Linked DNA regions of Homo sapiens: all the other regions are linked to region 4. The links are chromatin contacts, found by Hi-C or POLR2A ChIA-PET in ENCODE. All regions are on one chromosome and are shown on one strand. The core of a region is the stretch at or near the end of the contact, and the rest is flanking DNA. Distances in the headings are between cores, read along the strand shown. Region 1 holds the start of GPR55 (G protein-coupled receptor 55). Region 2 overlaps ITM2C (integral membrane protein 2C). Region 3 has its middle 18 kb from the start of GPR55. Region 4 overlaps ARMC9 (armadillo repeat containing 9).

The links. A loop is a pair of places that touch in the nucleus more often than their neighbours do. ChIA-PET counts read pairs that join two places held with the same protein, here RNA polymerase II (POLR2A). Pooled maps may share reads with other maps.
Region 1: a pooled map shows a loop between it and region 4 (5-fold over the local background). The contact joins the promoter of GPR55 here to the enhancer-like site in region 4. A Hi-C loop is called at or near these places in 3 of 37 single-sample maps with no recorded cell type and 2 of 50 pooled maps.
Region 2: a loop to region 4 is called in a pooled map, with 4 times the contacts of the local background. The contact joins two enhancer-like sites. A Hi-C loop is called at or near these places in 4 of 37 single-sample maps with no recorded cell type and 4 of 50 pooled maps. POLR2A ChIA-PET finds 5 or more read pairs at or near these places in 3 of 52 experiments (A673, GM12878 and H1).
Region 3: a pooled map shows a loop between it and region 4 (2.7-fold over the local background). The contact joins two enhancer-like sites. A Hi-C loop is called at or near these places in 4 of 37 single-sample maps with no recorded cell type and 3 of 50 pooled maps. POLR2A ChIA-PET finds 5 or more read pairs at or near these places in 2 of 52 experiments (GM10248 and WTC11).

The regions. Positions count from the first base shown.
Region 1 is chr2:230,923,871-230,927,233 of GRCh38, reverse strand. GPR55 (G protein-coupled receptor 55) reads left to right here and starts at 1,992. Exons shown (of 2, transcript NM_005683.4): 1 at 1,992-2,066. RefSeq lists a silencer at 556-735 and enhancers at 956-1,185, 2,006-2,055, 2,176-2,295, 1,859-2,647.
Region 2 is chr2:230,871,655-230,874,770 of GRCh38, reverse strand. ITM2C (integral membrane protein 2C) reads right to left here. Exons shown (of 6, transcript NM_030926.6): 2 at 1,214-1,354. Among named protein-coding and RNA genes, the nearest start is that of ITM2C, 8.3 kb to the right of the region's middle. RefSeq lists a silencer at 491-560 and enhancers at 921-1,240, 1,441-1,980. Within about 2 kb of position 1,635, at least 6 of the 41 ENCODE cell types and tissues checked have a DNase peak (open chromatin) inside an H3K27ac peak, as active enhancers do; they include GM12878, where a contact is called at or near this core.
Region 3 is chr2:230,941,503-230,945,044 of GRCh38, reverse strand. It overlaps a transcript of GPR55 not described here. Among named protein-coding and RNA genes, the nearest start is that of GPR55, 18 kb to the right of the region's middle. RefSeq lists enhancers at 937-1,156, 1,467-1,676, 2,607-2,656. Within about 2 kb of position 1,709, at least 2 of the 41 ENCODE cell types and tissues checked have a DNase peak (open chromatin) inside an H3K27ac peak, as active enhancers do.
Region 4 is chr2:231,221,269-231,224,367 of GRCh38, reverse strand. ARMC9 (armadillo repeat containing 9) reads right to left here. Exons shown (of 25, transcript NM_001352754.2): 6 at 1,548-1,640. Among named protein-coding and RNA genes, the nearest start is that of ARMC9, 24 kb to the right of the region's middle. RefSeq lists an enhancer at 1,629-1,928. Within about 2 kb of position 1,812, at least 5 of the 41 ENCODE cell types and tissues checked have a DNase peak (open chromatin) inside an H3K27ac peak, as active enhancers do; they include GM12878, where a contact is called at or near this core.

The DNA of each region.
Region 1 (3,363 bases), core at 743-3,242, 300 kb after region 4:
AGAGGGAGAAAATAAGAGCTCAGGTGTACACGGGCGGGCACAGAAACTCTGGAAGAAACTTAACAGTGGTGCCCTGGGGGGTAGGTGAGAGCTGGATTTAGGAGTGGGACAGATATTTTCCTATATGTGTTTACATATGTATTTGAATCATGTGCATGTTTTCAAAAATTTAAAAATTTAAAAATTTTAATATTGCAACAGCAATAAAGTAGAAATATTCATTTCTTAAAAGAAGGTAGCCAGGGCCGGGAGCGGTGGCTCACATCTGTAATCCTAACACTTTGGGAGGCCGAGGTGGGTGAATCACGAGGTCGGGAGTTCAAGACCAGCCTGACCAACATGGTGAAACCTTGTCTCTACTAAAAATACGAAAAAAGTTAGTCGGGCCTGGTGGCACAAGCCTGTAATCCCAGCTACTCAGGAGGCTGAGGCAGGAGAATCACTTGAACCCGGGAAGTGGAGGTTGCAGTGAGCCAAGATAGTGCCACTGCACTGCAGCCTGGGCAACAGAGCGAGACTCTGTATCAAAAAAAAAAAAAAAAAAAAAAAAAGAAGGTAGCCAGAATGGGAGTAGACAAGGCTCCCTTTGAGAAGGGGCTGAGCAGAGACACTGCTCCCTGCAGGCCACTCAGTGTGGATGCCTTCCTGGGGCCTCACATTGCAGGCTCTGGGTATGGAGGTGGGTGCCAGACACCGGTGTGTTTCCTCCCTGCTACTGTCCCAGCAGGCTCCTGGCCTCCTCCCGCACCCAGGGTGCGGGCCTGGCTGCCCCCCCTTGCCCAGTAGCCAGCCTTTGGCTTAGATTGGGCTGGTGGCCCAGTAGGGGGGCCTCGCTGGGGGCAGGACTGCCCTGTGCCCTGTCTTGGCACCCAGGCCAGCTTGGGGCTCCACGGCCTGGAGCAGGCAGTGGACTTGGCACTGCCCATCGCACAAGCCCAGGTGAGAGCTTAAAAGTTGTCATGGTTCCATCAACCTCTTCACCAGACAGTGGGAAGACCCAGCTCCAGAGGGCCAGGTGGTTCCCCTGCAGTGACTTGCAAGGTGTTATTTACAGAGGGGACCCATGTGTTGGATGAATCATCCAAAAAACCCAGGAGTAGTTTCTATTCCTGTAGACACCTGAAAGTCCCAGCACGCATAGCTTTTAAAAATTGCTTGTGTTTGGTCCTCCGACAGGGCCTCCCAGCACCTCCAGGGCATGAGAGCTGCATCTGCCGGGGTAGTTTCAGCCCAGACTTTCCTGATGGGCTGGAATCTATGAGGGCTCCCAGCTAAGAGCCACCCAGGCCCACGGGTGAGTCTCAGCCCTCCCAGCCCTGAAGGTGGGAGATGCCAGGGAAATCTCTGCTTGCAGGGCCCTAGGAAGCCACAGGCCCAAGGCTGCCCCAAATCTCTGTGCAGGCCTGGGACAGAGAAGCCGAGGCTGGGGAACCTGTGGGGCCCCACTGACCATTCTTGCAGACACACATGCAGTGGCTGAGGTCTCCTCCGACGCTAGGCACGCAAGTCCTAACCTGCAAGTACTAAATAGCACCACCTTCCTTTCCTTTCTGTGGGCAGCAGTTTCAAATCCTAAACCCCCAAAGTGCTGGAAGCCACGACGGCCCTTGGCAGGTGCTGAGAATGGCTGCCCCTGTGTGGTGCCCCTGTTAGGGTGTCTGGGGTGCGTAGGAGGCTTCCTCCTCCAGAGGCTTCCCAGGGCTTGACACATGCAGTGTGATTTTTGGCTTTTTGGTTTTTTGTTTTGTTTTTTGGAGCTGCGGGAGGGGGGCGTGCAGATCTTCCAAGAGGGCGGGAGAGTGTAGACCCTCCTCCTGGAAACTGCTCCCCATGTCCACACTCTAGTTCCACACAGCCTCTCTGTAGACCCCAGAGCAAGAGCCCCTAAGCCAGACAGGGTGACACTGGAGCGGCTCAAAGAGCATCTGGTCCCACCCCTTTATTTCACTCACAAGGAAGTCGAGACCCAGAGAGGGGAAGTGACTCTCCCCAGAACAGGCTGACAGCCAGGCCTGGAGGAGAAATGACATCTCTCAGCCCTCTCAGCTGCACCGGACCACCAACAGGTAACAGCCTCTGGGCCATTTAGAGAAACTAAGGCACGGAGCCTCCAACCTGACCTTGCTCTTGTGGACTGCAGGTAACTCTCCTAAGATCAGTGGGGCTTGTGTGGGCCTGGGCTTTGTGCACACCTGTCCCAACTCAGCGAGCAGTCCCAGGTGTCAGGGCAGCGGCAGCCTCCAGGCAGCCTCCGTGACAGCAGCAGCGGCAGGCAGACCTGGTTTGTCCCCGATTACGAGTGACATTTTTCTACGAACCCTCAACTTCCTCCTGATCTGACTCAGGGTTGCAGCATCATGTCGGGTCGGGAAACCTCCCCATAGGCAGCCTGGGAGCCTTCCCGGGGCATGTAGCTCACGTGCCACCGCCCTCCACCAAGCCCGCCGCCCATTCCCCAGAATCTTGTTGGGAAACCACCAAGCGCCCGAGATGACACACTCTCAGGGATCATCCTGCAGCCCTGAGCAAGTGCTTACTGGGGACCAGAAGGAGCCTGGGAGCCCAGGCTCACCCACTCACCAGCTGCGTAATTTCTCTAGCCTCCGTTTACCTCTCTGGGGCATGAGGCAATACACGGTTTCTTCCTCACGGGGCGCTCAAGGGCAGTAAATGATGGAGAGGAAAGCCCTGGTTGCTATCCTACATTATAGCTGCATTGTTCTCTAACCCTAGCCAAGTGTCTCTTGGAGAGGCTGGGCGGGAAGACACAGCAGCACTTAGAACCCTGAACATTCTAGATTCTTCCCTGAGAGTGAGAACACAAAGTCAGGACATGTCTGGCTGGCCTGGCTTCACCTGGGCTTTGTGCTGCCCGAGGCAGTGGGGATGAGAGGACAGGGCAGGGCAAAGTGCCGCCCACAGCTCTGTGGAAGGCAAGGTTTGCCTTTGGTTCTGAGCGGCTGTCCCAGCTGTAAAGGGAGCACCAGTCACTGTGGAGCTGCAGCAGACCTGGCCATTTGTTCCGTCATTTCTTCACCCCCTCTTTCATGCAATAAGACCTTCCCAACGACAAACTGTATGTGAGGCTCGGTGATAAAGGTGAAAGGGACATGGTCCTGGTCCTGGGGTTGCTGGAGGACAGCAGGGACACGCTCCCCCTGGGATACACAGAGGACTTTTCAAGGCACCCACTCAGGACTGCACTGGGAAAACCACATCAGATGATGTGGGTGAACCTGGGAAGTGGGCATTTCAAGGAAGAGGTGGGATTTTTAGCAGTGGAGGAGAGAGTCCAAGGAGAAAGAGGAGCATGAGCATGCAAAGAAGTGAGGAGGGGGCTTGGCAACTCCTGGATCCCAGATG
Region 2 (3,116 bases), core at 386-2,885, 350 kb after region 4:
ATACATGCTTGGGACTGCCTGGCCTGGGATCGGCAGGATTCCACCGTCTGTTTGATTCAGTGCAAGTTCTCCAGGGAGGATGCGTCATCGCAGCATGGGGGGCTCCTGTGGGCTGTGCGGGGATGAGAGCCCAGGGAAGGTGAGGCTCCGGGGCTGCATCCCACAGTGGCTGGACACCCCGAATACTGTCCCAGGGCACAGACCCAGGGGCTGCTGGGAGGTGTCCACACAACGAATTGGGGTGTGGGGAGAAGGGTGTGAGTCGAGGGTGGAACAGAGGGGACCAGGAAATGCTGGCCCAGGTCCTAGGGTAGGGCCACAACAGGAAGAGGCCTGTGGGAAGGTCCCACACAGGACCCTGGAACGAGGGGGACGCAGGCCATGGAGGGAGTGGGGCGGGGCAGGGGGATGCTGCACAGAAAGGAAGGTGATGGGTGTATGTGAGCTGAGCTTTCAAGGGGAAAGCCCCGTGAATGCAAACTCTTCAGCAATTTCCATCGTGGAAAAACTGGGGGACAACAAAGTTAAACGCTTAGGAGTGGGAGGTCACTTGGGTCATAAATGACTGGCAAGTCCCACCTCTTTGTCACCCTGAGGTTCTCTGTGAGTTGTACGTAGGTTTATCCTTTTAATTTACCTACTTTCATTTCCAAGCACACAGCGACACTCCCTCCCTCCCAGGTCTGGGTTGGCCCAGCTTTGTGCCCAGGTCCCCCGGGGAGGGGGATGATAGTTGGCAGCAAGGACACACTCCTGCTTCTGGAAGGAGGTGGTGGAGACTCTCTGTACCCACCCCTCTCCCTCTCTTGTTTGGTAACCCAAATGTCCATGCACAAGCACAGTTAGGTCAGCCTTAAAGCGTGACCTGCAGGTGCAGGGTCTGAGCTGTGGAGGGGGATCACAGTTCCAGTTTCTGCCAGATCTGAGTTTCTGGTGAGAATTCCCCAGGGTGACCCTGTGGGGCGGGCCCAGTGCTGTCACCCGGATTCATGCTTGGCTCCCCAGGACAAGGGGCTAAATGTGGGACTGGCCTGCATCCAAGGAGGCCCCAAGGAGGAGGGGGCACCCCAGTCTTGTGGGCTGGCCGGGCACTCGCTCCCACCTGAGGGCATGTCTGGGGCTTCCTGCTGCCCCCTTGCAGACACTTCCCTCCATGCCTCTCTAGACATGACCCTTTCTCGAGGCCTTGCCCCTACCTGGCCCGGCCCCTCACCTGCGCAAGGAAGAAGTATCTGTAGATGTAGACAGAGGCGAACACGAGGCCCATGAGCAGCACGACCATGCCCATCGACAGGTAGCACACGCCGCCCACTGAGCCCCCCCTCTTGGATCGATGTTGTGGGGGCTGCTCCTCCTGTGGATAGCAATGCTGGGTCAGTGGGGGCCAGGGCCCCTCCCCTGGAAATCCCCCCTTCCCTAAGTCAGGCTTCACCTGCTGGCTGGGCCCGGAGGGAGTCTTGGGGGAAAGGGAGGGAAGGAGATGACACCTAGAAGGGAAAGGAAGGCCCACCAGGGTCACCCGGACTCGTCCTGGCTAAAGAGAAACCGAGACAAACCTCGAAAGAGAAAAGGAGACACACCTCGAAAGAGAAACCAAGACACACCTGGAAGCCACCGAAAGAGATGCAGTGGGTTCAGCAGGTGCATTTTGAGTTATCTGAGCTCTTAGGCCTCTTGCTTATACCAGCCGTGACCGTGGTATATTCTTTCAAACAGAAGATAGGGGATGTGCCGACCTGGCCTCGGTGACTTTAGGGACTTAGAAATCTCTGTAGGAATTGAGACACACCAGGCAGGCTGGGAGCTGCTGCTCTGGACGATGGGGAGCCCGGGAAGGCTTTTGAGCTGGGGAGTGACAAGATCCACTCTAAAACCAAGGTGCAGAGGGTAGACTAAAATGAGGACAATAGGAGGTGGGCAGGCTGTGTAAAGGCTGCTCAACTCCACCAAGGAGGCTGTGACTGATGGGGGCAGGGGCTCCAGGAGCCCCATGGGGTCTGGGCATGGGTGCTTGTCCCCAGCCAGGGAGCTCTAGGCCTGTGATCCACACTGGCCCCCCACAGGCACCGACCGGCAGTCAAGCAGGCTGTTACAAGTGGTGTAACAGCTACAGGATGAAGCCCGGAAGCTTCCATCCACCAGGGAGCTCCTGCCAGGAGAGAAATGTGGCTGTCCGGAAGGCCAGGCTAGAAGGATCCTGGAAAAATCTGCTCTGGGAGCCAGAATTGGGCTCAAGATCATAGCTGCAGGGCTGCCAAGAAGCCAACCTAACCCATCTCCAGGCCACACATGTGTGGGGTGGTGGACGTAGGTGTGTGAGTATAAAATTCAACAAAACTGCTTTACCCAGAGCACTGACGAGAGCCAGCCAGGTGAGCTTGGTCAATTTCCTGTCTCTTCTCCTCCCTACCTCCTATGCCTTCCCCCGGGCCCTTGCTCACCCTTGGAGATAATGCAAAAGCCCCGGGGCCAGTCTCTGCCTCCAATGTTCACCATTTAATCCTTCCTCCGTGGTGTCCACATACGGCCAAGAGTGAGGTTAGAGGTCAGTCCCTGCGGACTGCCGCAGTATTGGGGAGAGGAGGGGATCCAGCCCCAGAGCCTGAAGCTTCTCATTCTGGCTCTGCCACTACCTGCCTGCTTAGCACTTTCTGGGCCTCGGCTTCCCCATCTGCAAAATGAGCAGGTCAGACCAAGTGACCTCTCAGGCCCTTTCCGGCCAGGCGTTCTGGGATGGGAACAGATTTCCTTTCTCCCTTCCCCCTGGAGGGGGGTGGTTCAGGCCTAAGTGACTCAGGACAGGCCCTATCTCTCAGCACAGCACAGGGGTCCTGCCCTGGGGGCGCCTGCTTCGCTCCTCAGGTTTCACCTCCCACCCTTTTAGAGCACAGGGGAGTGTGGGGCCTGGGCCCTGGGGAGCTGAGGGTCTGACCCGCCCTGCTTAGGAAAAGGACAGAAAATGTCTGGAGGACCCCCCCTTCACTGCGGACATGCGTGAGCAGGTCAGCAGGCCCCCAGCATCCTCACCATGGGGTGCCCCTGCCTGTCCTGCACCCTCACACTCAAGTCTGCCCGCAAGGGAGCCTGCTGGGTGGGTGTGGGAGGTCAAACCACTG
Region 3 (3,542 bases), core at 460-2,959, 280 kb after region 4:
AGGAAGGCAGCTCCCAGCCCCGCAGTGAGGCTCCTGCTCCTGCTTCATGGAGGGCGATGTGCGGGAACCTTACCTGGTTCTTCCCCCGGCAGCGAGTGTGGGTGGCTGGGACAGCATCTACGTTCGTTGTCGCATCTGCAGGGCCTAGCGCAGCGCCTGGTATTTGCAGGGCATCAAGAATGATTCTTGGAGGGCTGAACAACCAGCATGAGGGCAGGCAATGGGCCTTCCTTGTCTTTGATACCGTGGCCAGGCCTGAAGAATCAGGATGAACAAGCGGAATGTGAATTTGTTATTTTTATTTTTAATTTTTCTGGTACATAGTAGGTGTCTGTATTTACGGGGTACATGAGATCAAAGTAAATTTGTGACAAAGCATTCAGTTATATTCTCTCCACTCCTGAAAGATTCTCTTCACCTTCAGTTAAAGCAAATCATGCTGTAGGACGTCACTGTTGAGTCATTCTCCGGGGGCTCCCAGAGACACGGCATTCTCGTTTTCACTCTGAGAATTAAATCTTGTGCCGGGTGTCACAGTCATCTCTGTTGTGGACATTTCCCTCTGAACTAACCAGCGATGGTTACTGGAAACCACGGCTCCTCCACCTCCCTCCACAGGCTTTCTCCCCTTCCCTTCCACACTTCTGGGGTTTGCCTGGGGATCCAAGTCTCTACACTGGTGAAGCAGGCACAGCTGTCAGGTCACAGACTCACGTGTGCAGGACCATAGCTTCTGGGTCATCAAGCTCATGGAAGCCCCCGGGACAGTCATGTGGGCACACGTTGGAGGGATGTGGATTTGCCCCTTTCCACACCACAGCTTTGCCCTGTCCAATGTCCAGTGGTGGGTAATTTCCTGGGAAGTCTCCTTGAGGTCCTCTCTGGGACCCGGCATCTGGGACCAAGATGCTGTTGTGTGTGTAATGAATGGCAGAAGGCATCTTCATGGAGAGGCTTCTCACTTCACTACTCTTGCTGGTCCTCCTCCTGGGCTAGGGCCAGGGAGAAGAGGGACAGCCCGAGGGCCCCTTCCTAAGACAGACCCTGTGTTAGGCCATTCTTATGTTGCTATAAAGAAATACCTGAGGCTGGATAATTTATAAAGAAAAGAGGTTTAATTGGCTCACTGTTCTGTAGACTTTATATGAAGTGTGGTGCCGGCATCTGCCCTGCTTCTGATGAGACCTTGCTTGCAATTTTGGCAGAAGGCGAAGAGGAAGCGGCATCTCACATGGCCAGAGTGGGAGCAGAGGAGGGGTGGGGAGGTGCCGCACACTTTCAAACAGCCAGATCTCGCAAGAAGGAACTCGCTGCTGAGAGGACAGCACCAAGGGGAGGGCGCAAGATCATTCATGGGAAATCCACCCCCATGATCCAACCCCCTCCACCAGGCCCCGCCTCCAGCACTGGGGATGACAGTTCAACATGAGATTTAGAGGGGACAACACCCAAACTCCATCAGACCCTGGACGGGGATAGCTCTTAGCTCTCCAGGCTCTTGCTCCGTGACCTACTCTGGCATTGTTGCCTCTCTTGCTTGGCCCCCCAGCTGGGGATGCCCGGAGACAAACATGGGCACTGCTGCTCCTGCCAGGAAATTCCTGAGCCCAGACATCTCTTAGCACCCATGCCCAGGGCTGGCTGGGCTTCTTGGCCCTCCACGGAGGGGCTGGCTAGTGGGAGAGGAGAGGAGGTGCACAGGAAGGAGGGGCTGCTCTGGAAGGCAATAGCCAGCCAAGCTCTCGGGCAGTCTGGGGGCGGGGAGCCAGCCAGGATGCTGTCCTGCTAACAGGGGATGGCTCCGGATGTAGATGGGCCTTGACCTGGCTCTAGTCCAAGCACTGCCCGGGATGGCCTCTGCTGGGGCCTCAGTTTCCACCTCTCTACAATGGGCACAGTTGTGCTACAGAGAGCGCTCTCTCTCTCCTCTCTCTCTCTTTCTCTCCTCTCTCTCTCTTTCTCTCCTCTCTCTCTCTTTTCTCTCTCCCTCCTCTCTCCTCTTCTCGTCTCTTCTCTCCTCTTCTCTTCTCTTCTCTTCTCTTCAGGTCACAAGGACAAATCCTAGGGGAACAGAAGCAGGATGGAACTCTGACTTCAGAGCCCCAGGGTCGTGCTCTCACTCTGTTCATTGGCAATGATGAAGGAAAAATTGGTCTGCTTTCACCCAGCTCTCCCTAGCCTGCCCCTTCTCCTGCCCCTTCCGTGTCTCTTCCCCCTTACCCCATTCTTGTGGATGGGGGTGGGGGTGGAGAGTGGGGGGTTCCTTCTTCTGGGTCTGGTGCCCACCCTCCCCATCGGGCCCTTCTCAAACAGCCAAGCTCCCATCTCCCACTGGCTGCCCCTGGCCTTTGGACCCTGCCACCCTGCAGCCCCCTGAAGTCCCTTCCCCCATGGCCCACCCTCCCTCTGCTCTTTTGGCTTGGCCTCCCTCTCTGCTCTTCACTCCTCCTGTGCCATTGACCTCCCTTTTGGCCTTTCTCTGGCCTCCAGCCACCAGGGCAGATGCTCTACTGCCCCCTGCCGCTCTCCCCCCACACCTGCCTCTTCCACCTGCCCTCCATTGGCCCTTCCTGCAAAACGTCCTGGGGGCCTGAGTGGGGAATGGAGGCTGGAGGGCAGTGGCTGGGTCCCTTGTGGGGTTGGTCTGGGACTCCTGCCCCTGAGGACTAAGTAATTCTCTCTCTCAGCTGCTCTGCTGGGGACACTCCCTGAGGGAGGCAGGGCCAGGAGGCCCGGCTGAGGCAGGAGAAGGAGGCAGAAGAAGGAGGCAGGCCCTTGCCTCTGTCCTGGGCCCCCTTTCTGTGATCTTCTGGCATTCTCAGGGGTCTGCCCAGCCCTGGAGTGTGAGTGTGGGGGTGGCCCCTCTGAACGTATTCTTGCTGTTCTGTTGGTTCTGACAGTGTCCTTCCTGCCCCTTCTGGTCTGTGTCACATTCACTTTAATCTCAAAATGTTTTCTGAAATTGCTCAGAAAAGAAAAGGCCCAGTATAGCCCCCATCACAGGGAGGGTAGCTCAGAGGGGGCCACTACCCCGGGCATCAGGCTCCCCTGCACTCTGGATCCCAGAATGTCCAGGACCCCTGGGCTGGAGAACAAAGGGCCATCTCTCAATGATCAGTCAATAACTCATCAAATATTTCTTAAAGAGAGCAGACAGGATCCCTTAGATCTTACAATGTAAGATGCAAATAGATATCAAACAAATACTTGAAATATTTTAATGTTTAAGATATTTAAAAAGCACAACTTTTGGAGGAAGATGAAGGCATGACATGAGCTGATAAAGGGGACCCCGAGTTGAGCTGGAGATCAGGGAAGGCCTCCCTGGGGGAGTGACGTTCAACCTGAGACCTGAAGGACAGGGAGTCACTGCGGATGTGACCCAGAGCCAGAGATGAGACTGGGACCTCATTTGTCCCTGAGCTTCCTCCAGCCACAGTCCAGCTCTGCTTGGTGACGGCATCGCAAATAGGAAAGTCACGAGGTGGTAGGTGGTGGTCCCAGGGAGGGAAGGCCAGGAGACCGAGTGTGGGAAGTGGTGG
Region 4 (3,099 bases), core at 563-3,062:
TGATTCGCCCACCTGTCTCCCCCAGATAGCTGGGACTATAGTCATATGGATGCTACCATGCTCAGCTAACTTTTTGTACTTTTTGCAGAGATGGGGTTTCGCCATGTTGCCCACTCTGGGCTCAAACTCCTGGGCTCAAGTGATCCTCCCGCCTTAGCCTCCCAAAGTGCTGGGATTACAGGCGTGAGCCACGGGGCCCAGTCAGGTACTGTTTTGAGTATACTAATATATTTTTAATATAACTAATATAATTTACCATGTAAATCATTTTGATTAGATTCTTAACATATTGGCACCCATAATTATTAAGCTGAGCTACTCTGGGCACACTGCCTATGGGGTAGCCCTGTTCCACAAGGAGCAGTATCAAGAAAAAAAAAAATTAAGCTGAGAAATGCTTTTTTAAAGCGTATTCAAATAATTATAAGTCAAGTTGGAAAAGTTCTAGTTTCACTGAAAATCACTGTATATGGAACTCTAGGAAGGAAAAGGTTTGGATATGCAAACATCGTGGTATGTAGGCAAACAGAAGAATTTAAACAAAAGCCTTAAGGATATAAAGGCAGAGACGAGAGCTGTAGATCAGTCCGTTCGGCTCAGGCCAGGCTAAGGAATTTGAATACAGGCAACAGGGAAGGCTTAGGAAGCTCAAGTAGAAATGTGGCATGGAGTCCTAGTGACAAATAAAACCTCAATTAGGTCAAGAAAGTCAAATGCTTTGGAGTTAGAAAGGAAGCAGAAGGTATTACGCAGCAAAGTAGCCTAAATTTTTCATGAAATTAAACTAAACAGTGACCAATTTTACCATTCAAAACATTATGTTCTTGTTATGAAATAACTTTGGATACATTTTTATTCCAAGTAAAAGGAGATACTTGTCTTTAAAAACTAATAACCTTTGGGAAATTAGTCTTCCATGGGTTGGGTGACCTAACGTTCTGCTCTTTCTGAAACAGGCTCTATTTACACCTGTCACCCTGGTACTTTGTCCAGTTAGTGCCCCTTTTTACTTTCAAAAGTGTCCCAGTTTGAACTGGACTGTGGTGATACTGCACAGCTCTGTACGTTTGCCAAAAAGCATTAAATTGTACACTTACCATGGGTAGATTTTATGGTATGTAAATTTACACCTCAATAAAGTTATTTAAAAAGAAGTCCCAATTTGAATGACAAGTTAGATGGTCACCCGATCCATATGCCATGGCCTGAAGGGCTTAAAAGTGGTTAAGTGACATTCTGCAAAGGGACAATTATCCCAAGGAATTCTTTTACAAGAAGGTAAACTTTCTTTTCTACCAAGACAACTTCTAGCCACGTGACATCAAAATAAGACCTTGCCAAAAAGAAAGTCTCAGAGATCCAATGATATAGAAGTTGATCTCTATAGGCCCTGCCATTAATGATTCATTGACCTTGTAAATATGAAAGCAACACTATTAATTATCCCGATTTAATGAGGCAACCTCAATAAACCTAAGCCAGCGTGCAACTCTAAATAAAATCTGCTCTAAAACCATAGGTGGTCTCTATTTGCTTCAAAAGGATACATATATTGTTAAAAGCTTTGGCGTGTTGCTGGCTTTAGATATTAAAGCTAGAAACTTTATCAACTTCAACTTTAACTCTGGAGTCCAGGAATCCTAAAGAAAAAAGGGAACAAAAATACAAACATTAGATTACTAAGTACCAATAGCATCATCAAGTTGAGGTCATTAGGCTAAAAAACCCTGCACAGTGATTGAAACCAAAACCAAAATGCCAGTGACGTGAGGCTGTGAAAAACAGGTCTTAGGACATCTGACCAACTCATTTACAGAAGATTCAAGTGCCCACAGTAGGAAGAAAAAATAGAGTTCTTTCATAAACAGGGAAAAAATAACCCTGAACATGATTTGAGTATTTCATGTGATTTAAACACAGTCGTGACAAGGAACCTTATTAGGCTGCATACCAAAAATAGTTCAGTACAGTCTAGGCACGCACAGCACTGGGAGGCGTAACATAAACAATTATCACTAAGTTACTGAGAGTCTCCCCAAGAAAGGGACTCATTTCCACAAACCTCGTCTAGATAAGAAAAAAGGACAGAAGCTATTTTCTGCCACAAATACCCCACCATGTCAAGAATTATGATATAGTCTTAGCATGATTTGTCCTTTAAAAACAAATTATTTATCTCAAATAATGCTCATCAAGAAGAAAAAATTAATGACTTAAATAAGAAAAAACATAACAAGTAACAATCTTTGTCTCAGGACAATTTTCCTTATACTCTTTATACAGAAATATCTTCCACCCAAACCAAGAAGTTCCACAAAAATGCAGCGAAGCCACTAAAAATTCATACCCACCATCCTCTTAGATGCTGCCCCATGGCCCTCAGACCTTTCCATCCTTCCCCACTGTCTCTGCCTCTCCAGCTCTGTACCCTCCTCCATGCCTCCCACCCCCACCCAATCATTCTAGCCAGCATGTCATCTGATTTCTAGAAAAAATACTGCCAGATGAGCAGAAAGTTCTTTTTTTTTTTTTTTTTTGAGACAGAGTCTTGCTTTGTCACCCAGGCTGGAGTGCAGTGGCTCGATCTATGCTCACTACAACCACCGCCTCCCAGGTTCAAGCAACTCTCCTGCCTCAGCCTCTTGAGTAGCTGGGTCGAGGGTCACCAAGCCTGGCTAATTTTTGTATTTTTTTTTTTTTTGGTAGAGACGGGGTTTCACCATGTTGGCCAGGCTGGTCTCGAACTCCTGACCTCAAGTGATCTACCTGCCTTGGCCTTCCAAAGTGCTGGGATTACAGGCATGAGCCACCATGCCCGACCAGAGAGTTCTTATATTTTTAAAAAATTGTGTAATTCCCTGATACTGCATGATAACTTTGTTTATAAGGTGTGTGTTATTATGGATTGAACTGTGTTCCCTCAAAATACATGCTGAAGTCCTAACCCCTGGTACCTCAGAACATGAGGTCATTGGGAATGGGGTCGTTGCAGATGTAATTAAAGTTAAGATAAGGTCACACTGGAGTAGGGTGTGTCCTTAATCCAATATGACCTTAATCCAATATGTCCTTACAAGAAGAAGAAAATTTAGACACAGA